Linked DNA regions of Homo sapiens: region 2 is linked to region 1. A link is a contact called in ENCODE Hi-C or POLR2A ChIA-PET data. All regions are on one chromosome and are shown on one strand. Each heading gives the region's core, a stretch centred on a gene start or an enhancer-like site at or near the end of the contact. The rest is flanking DNA. Distances are from core to core; before and after follow the strand shown. Region 1 holds the start of PRAC2 (PRAC2 small nuclear protein). Region 2 overlaps CALCOCO2 (calcium binding and coiled-coil domain 2).

Region 1 (2,700 bases), core at 1-2,500:
CAGAGCCATCCGCCTTCTGTCCATGTCTTCTTTATCTTCCTCGCCATAATAATTAGTGGTGTGGACCCCCCCACACACACTTTTTTTCGGATTTACTTGTATGGAACCTGTGCAAAAAATATTTAATTTCGTTTTGTATTAAACGCTTTCATTGGGAATCCCTTCCCAATTTTAGTCTCCCACCTATCCCTGGACGACCACATTGAAATCTCTCACTTATTTGTGTTTAAATCACAACAAAATCTACAAACCTATATTCGCCTGCAGATATTTATTTTTACATAAGGGCTATGTTAAGCTACAGGAGGAAATGTTTTGCTTACCATTCGGACAAACGTGTGAACACAATGTCACAATAGGTGAATCCAGACAATGAGCTCACAGACGAATAAACGCAGAGGCACACACATATACTCCGGAAAATAAGCAGGGCGCCTTTTCACTAACAAGGCGCAATTGTACCCTGAGCTGCCCTCCAGACCGTTCCCCTCCCTCAGAGCCAAACTCCCGCAGCGAATCTCTCAGCAAGCTACGAAATGGGATCACAGGGTCGCGTCTACGCGGGCTCCAGGCCCGAAATAATTTCTAACTCCAAAGCAAGTGGATTTTATTAGGCCTCCAGAAGCCGAATAAGGGAGTAGTGGCGCAATGCGTAGAAACTACCTCCGGAAGCTCTTTTTGAATCTCGGTTCCAGCACCCGCAACGCAGAGCGCGAACCTGAGGCTCCATCTTTCGGGTTTTACTCCGGCTGGCTAGCGCTTCCGGGAACCCTGCGAGGCCGCCGCCAGCCGAGAATCCGCCCCGCCTTCCCTGCAGGCGATCCCTACTCCAAATAGTAGTTCCCGGGCCGGAAGCTGGAAAGCCCTCGAAGCAGGAAAAAGCCTCATCCAGGCCCCCCAGTTCTCGGGAGCAGCTCCAGCTTTCCTTCCCCAACCTAGAGCAAACTTCTCTTCCCTGCAGCTCCCCTCCCCCCCTTCATTAAAGTTATATTGAAGGTGCTAAGTGCTGCACTCTAATTGGGTTTCCTTCAGGGGAGACCCTGTGCCCCCCGGCCCCAACCCGTCCTGTCTAATAGAAATCCCCGAGCTGCAACCGCGAATTAAATAGATGAACTCGTTACCGTAAACTTGCAATAAAGCCCGGAGGCGACTGCTGCGGAGGGGGCAAAAGAAGGTTTCGTTGTTTTTGAAATTTATACCATTCTCACCCTCCCGAACAGTCGCTCTCCAGGGAAGAGGGGAGAAAGCTCGGGAGCGGCCCCGGGCCTCTAGCCCAAAAGCAGGACACCCCGCCCCTCCCCCCAGGCACTGGCCTGGGCCTGAGACAGATTTAAAACATCCAATGAGGAACCGATGCCAGCCTTTCTTCCTCTCTCCCTACCAGTTAGTTCTGTGTAGAGGGGATGAGGGGGAGGGGACGAAGTGGTCGGGGGAGAGTGAGGGAAAGAATTCCACCATTACCTTCTCTCCTCCCCTAAACTGCCCCCGAACTGGGAGGTGCACAGGGGGCAGCAAAAGAGTTTAATCGCCCCTAGAATAATGCTGGCGCCCAGCCTGGGGGGAGGGTCAGGGACTTTGCCATTGAACTTGAAGTTCCAGGCTGGTGGTCTCCACCGCCCCCGCCCCCATTTTCCTAAAAGTTTTATGGGAAGAGGGAGGAAGGTGAGGGGAAGAGAGGACTTCTCTGGCCTTGGGAAAGAGGGAGGAAGCCAATCAGGGGAGGAAGGGCCACAGCAACCAGGAGGTCCAGGGAGATTCGGAGGTTTGCGGGGAGGCGAGGAGGCTGCTGGGAGGAGACACTCCAGCTTTCGCCCCTACTTGCAGCTATGAGGTGGGGAGCCACCAACCGCAGGCCTTCTTACTGAGCCCCGCCCCAGACTCTACAGGGAGAGGGGCACCCAGTGCTGTGCTCCCGTCCTTCCTCTCCTAGCCTAAGGCGTGCAAACAGAGCGCCACTGGGAGGCTGAAACCTTTAGGCCGATGCTTGCTTGCAAGGTCAGGCAAGCTGGATTCTGGTCCCCACCTTTGCAGAGAGAACAGCGATGTTGTGCGCCCATTTCTCAGATCAAGGACCGGCCCATCTTACTACCTCCAAGAGTGCTTTTCTCTCTAATAAGGTAAACTGATCGGTGGGCCAAGGGCGTTATCGACGGATCGCTCAGTATGGTAGCTGCATCAGGAGGCCCTGGGAGAGGGTCTCCCAGGAATTTGGGAGCCTTCAGAAGTTTTGGGAAACAAGGGAAGGGTGAGCAGCAGGCTTTCACCGATACCACCTGGCGGGAGCACCTACTCGCGGTTCCTGGAGAGACCGGCAGCCGCCCTGGGCAGAAAGGGACAAAGAAAATGTTTCGCAGCACGCGGGACCTGCAGGACCTAGGCGGGGGAGAGGCTTGGGAGTGGGAACTAGCACCCGCTGTAAGGTCTGCCATAAGACTTAATGTTTGTCTCCAATGGGATGGAGTCCTGGCATAAGCAAAATTAATATTGATAACGTTATTATTATTTAAAATTTGTAAATATTGTAAAATATTTTAGAAAACATCTACTTTGAAACATCTACTGGGCGAGACCAGGAGTGATGGCTCAGCCTGTAATTCTGGAATTTCGGGAGGCCGAGGCAGGAAGATTCCTTGAGCACAGGAGTTCCAGACCAGCCTGGGCAATGTAGCAAGACGCTGTCTCTATTTATACAATAAAATT
Region 2 (2,700 bases), core at 120-2,619, 110 kb before region 1:
TTGCGCCACTGCACTCCAGCCTGGGACACAGAGTGAGACTCCGTCTCAAAAAAAAAAAAGAAACAAAGTGATTTTAATTGTTGACACCTAATACTTCCTGCCCCTTAAACAAATCACATGCACTGTTTTCTAAATGACTAGCTGGTCTAACATTTAGTGAGTCCGTAATTCTCAATTTAGGGTTTTACTAGGACATGAAAAAAATATTTCAGTTGTACACAGAAGATGAAGAAAGAGCTATACACATGCAAATACTATATAATATCTTACAAATTCAGCTATTGGTATATGCTGGAAGATTGTGTACACATACAGGCACACATGTAATTGTTATATATATATATATTTTTTAAGACAGAGTCTCGCTTTGTCCCCCAGGCTGGAGTGCAGTGGCGCGATCTCGGCTCACTGCAACCTCTGCCTCCCAGGTTCATGCCATTCTCCTGCCTCGGCCTCCCGAGTAGCTGGCACTACAGACGCCTGCCACCATGCCCGGCCAGTTTTTTGAATTTTTAGTAGACACAGGGTTTCACCGTGTTAGAAAGGATGGTCTCGATCTCCTAACCTCGTGATGAGCCCACCTCGGCCTCCCAAAGTGCTAGGATTACAGACATTAAGGGAGGAGACCACCCCTCATGTTGTCTTATGCCCAATTTCTGTCTCCAAAGAAAAAAAAAGTAAAAACTAAAAGGCAGAAATGAAATCCACAAGCAGACAGCCCGGCGCCACACCCTGGGCCTGGTAGTTAAAGATCGACCCCTGACCTAATTGGTTATGTTATCTATAGATTACAGACATTGTATAGAAAAGCACTGTGAAAATCCCTATCCTGTTTTGTGACGATCTAATTACCGACACATGCAGCCCCCAGTCATGTACCCCCTGCTTGCTCAATTGATCACGACCCTCTCACGCATACCCCCTTAGAGTTGTTAGCCCTTAAAAGGGACAGGAATTGCTCACTCGGGGAGCTCAGCTCTTGAGACAGGAGTCTTGCTGATGCCCCCGGCCTAATAAACCCCATCCTTCGTTAACTCGGTGTCTGAGGAGTTTTGTCTGTGGCTCTTCCTGCTTCAATGTAAGCCACCGCGCCCGGCTGGCACACATATAATTTTTAAAAATAAATAAGTACAATAACCAAAAAAACAAGACCTCCCAAACAACCATAATACTTATTCTAGCCCCATCCTATCTATTTACTGGTTTTACTTTGAAGTCTAAGCAACCAGGCCTGCTCTTCCAACTCCCCAGAAGTCAGTTTTTTCATAAAGAAGGCAACAGGACTTTGGAGCACTAAACTGTCTATTCTTGAAATTGAGTTAAGGAACTAAAAAATGCATTGACTTTCTGGTTTGTGACACAGTTTAGCCACATCCTCAACCTCAAACCTCAAAAGTTTTTCTTTCCATTTTTTTTTTTTAGACAGAGTTTCGCTCTGTTCCCCAGGCTGGAGTGCAGTGGCGGTATCTCAGCTCACTGCAACCTCCGCCTCTGGGGTTCAAGCAATTCTCCTGCTTCAGCCTCCTGAGTAACTGGGACTACAGGTGCACGCCACCATGCCCAGCTAATTTTTTGTATTTTTAGTACAGAGGGGGTTTCACCATGTTGGCCAGGCTGGTCTTGAACTCCTGACCTCAGGTGATCCACCCACCTCAGCCTCCCAAAGTGCTGGGATTACAGGCATGAGCCACCATGCCCGGCTCAAAAGAGTTTTTCAACGGTGGGGGAATGTTCACATTCCAGTCTAGGTCAAGATTTTTCCCTATAATAAACTGTTACCTGTGTACAATGAGGGTTTCTCTTGGATGCTATGAGAGAGTGGGCAGGGAGGTTTCTCAGCTTGCAGACCCTTTATTTCCAAGTGGTCTACCGTCATATGGAGGCCAGCATATCCCTCTGTCCTAAGCCTGGAGCACCAATTTATCTGTGCGTGTAAAATTACTTAACTTGTCCTTTGCGGATCATGAAGAACACTCAGATAAGAGTGTTCTGAGTGTTCTTCTGAGTGCTGCGTGTGGTAGCTCATGCCTGTAATCCCAGCACTGGGAGGCCAAGGCAGGCAGATCACCTGAGGTCAGGAGTTCAAGAGCAGGCTGGCTAACATGGTGAAACCCCATTTCTACTAAAAATACAAAAAATTAGCTGGGTGTGGTGGCATGCATCTGTAATTCCAGCTACTCAGAAGGCTGAGGCAGAATAGCTTGAACCTGGGAGGCGGAGGTTGCAGTGAGCTGAGATCGCACCACTGCACTCCAGCTTGGGCAATAAGAGCAAAACTCTATCTCCAAAAAAAAAAAAAAAAAAAAGAGTGACTTCCGGGACTGCCCCTCATACGCTGGCCTCCATATGTCAGTAGACCACTTGGAAATAAAGGGTCTGCAAGCTGAGAAACCTCCCTGCCCATTCTCCCATAGCATCCAAGAGAAACCCTCATTGTACACAGGTACCAAGTACCTTATCCCCATTTCTTTTCCTTCACAACACTATCACCATTGTATACATAACACAATGCCTAAGGTGTAGTAATCACTGATTAAGTATTTGTTGGATAAATGAACTAACAAGATATGCACATCATTCATCAAAAAGTAAAAAAGGAAGGGGCTTTGTAGGTAAACAATGGTAAGGGTGACTCTGGGGCTAAGAGTGTGTATGTTTTATTTTTTTAAGCCCTCTTAATTTGTTGTTGACCCTTGGAGA

What was found. Hi-C counts contacts between places; a loop is a spot of excess contacts on that map. ChIA-PET counts read pairs that join two places held with the same protein, here RNA polymerase II (POLR2A). Pooled maps may share reads with other maps.
Region 2: a pooled map shows a loop between it and region 1 (2.4-fold over the local background). The contact joins the enhancer-like site here to the promoter of PRAC2 in region 1. A Hi-C loop is called at or near these places in 3 of 50 pooled maps. POLR2A ChIA-PET finds 5 or more read pairs at or near these places in 5 of 52 experiments (A673, HEK293T, Panc1 and 2 more).

Annotation. Positions count from the first base shown.
Region 1 is chr17:48,721,735-48,724,434 of GRCh38, reverse strand. PRAC2 (PRAC2 small nuclear protein) reads right to left here and starts at 1,250. Exons shown (of 2, transcript NM_001282275.2): 1 at 1,122-1,250; 2 at 1-107. The coding sequence starts at 24. PRAC1 (PRAC1 small nuclear protein) reads left to right here and starts at 1,917. Exons shown (of 2, transcript NM_032391.3): 1 at 1,917-2,117; 2 at 2,536-2,700. The coding sequence starts at 2,043. The coding sequence ends at 2,634. It overlaps MIR3185 (microRNA 3185), which reads left to right; the gene lies at 1-27. RefSeq lists enhancers at 941-1,456, 1,457-1,971.
Region 2 is chr17:48,836,365-48,839,064 of GRCh38, reverse strand. All of the region lies in intron 1 of CALCOCO2 (calcium binding and coiled-coil domain 2), which reads right to left. Among named protein-coding and RNA genes, the nearest start is that of CALCOCO2, 6.7 kb to the right of the region's middle. Within about 2 kb of position 1,369, at least 2 of the 41 ENCODE cell types and tissues checked have a DNase peak (open chromatin) inside an H3K27ac peak, as active enhancers do.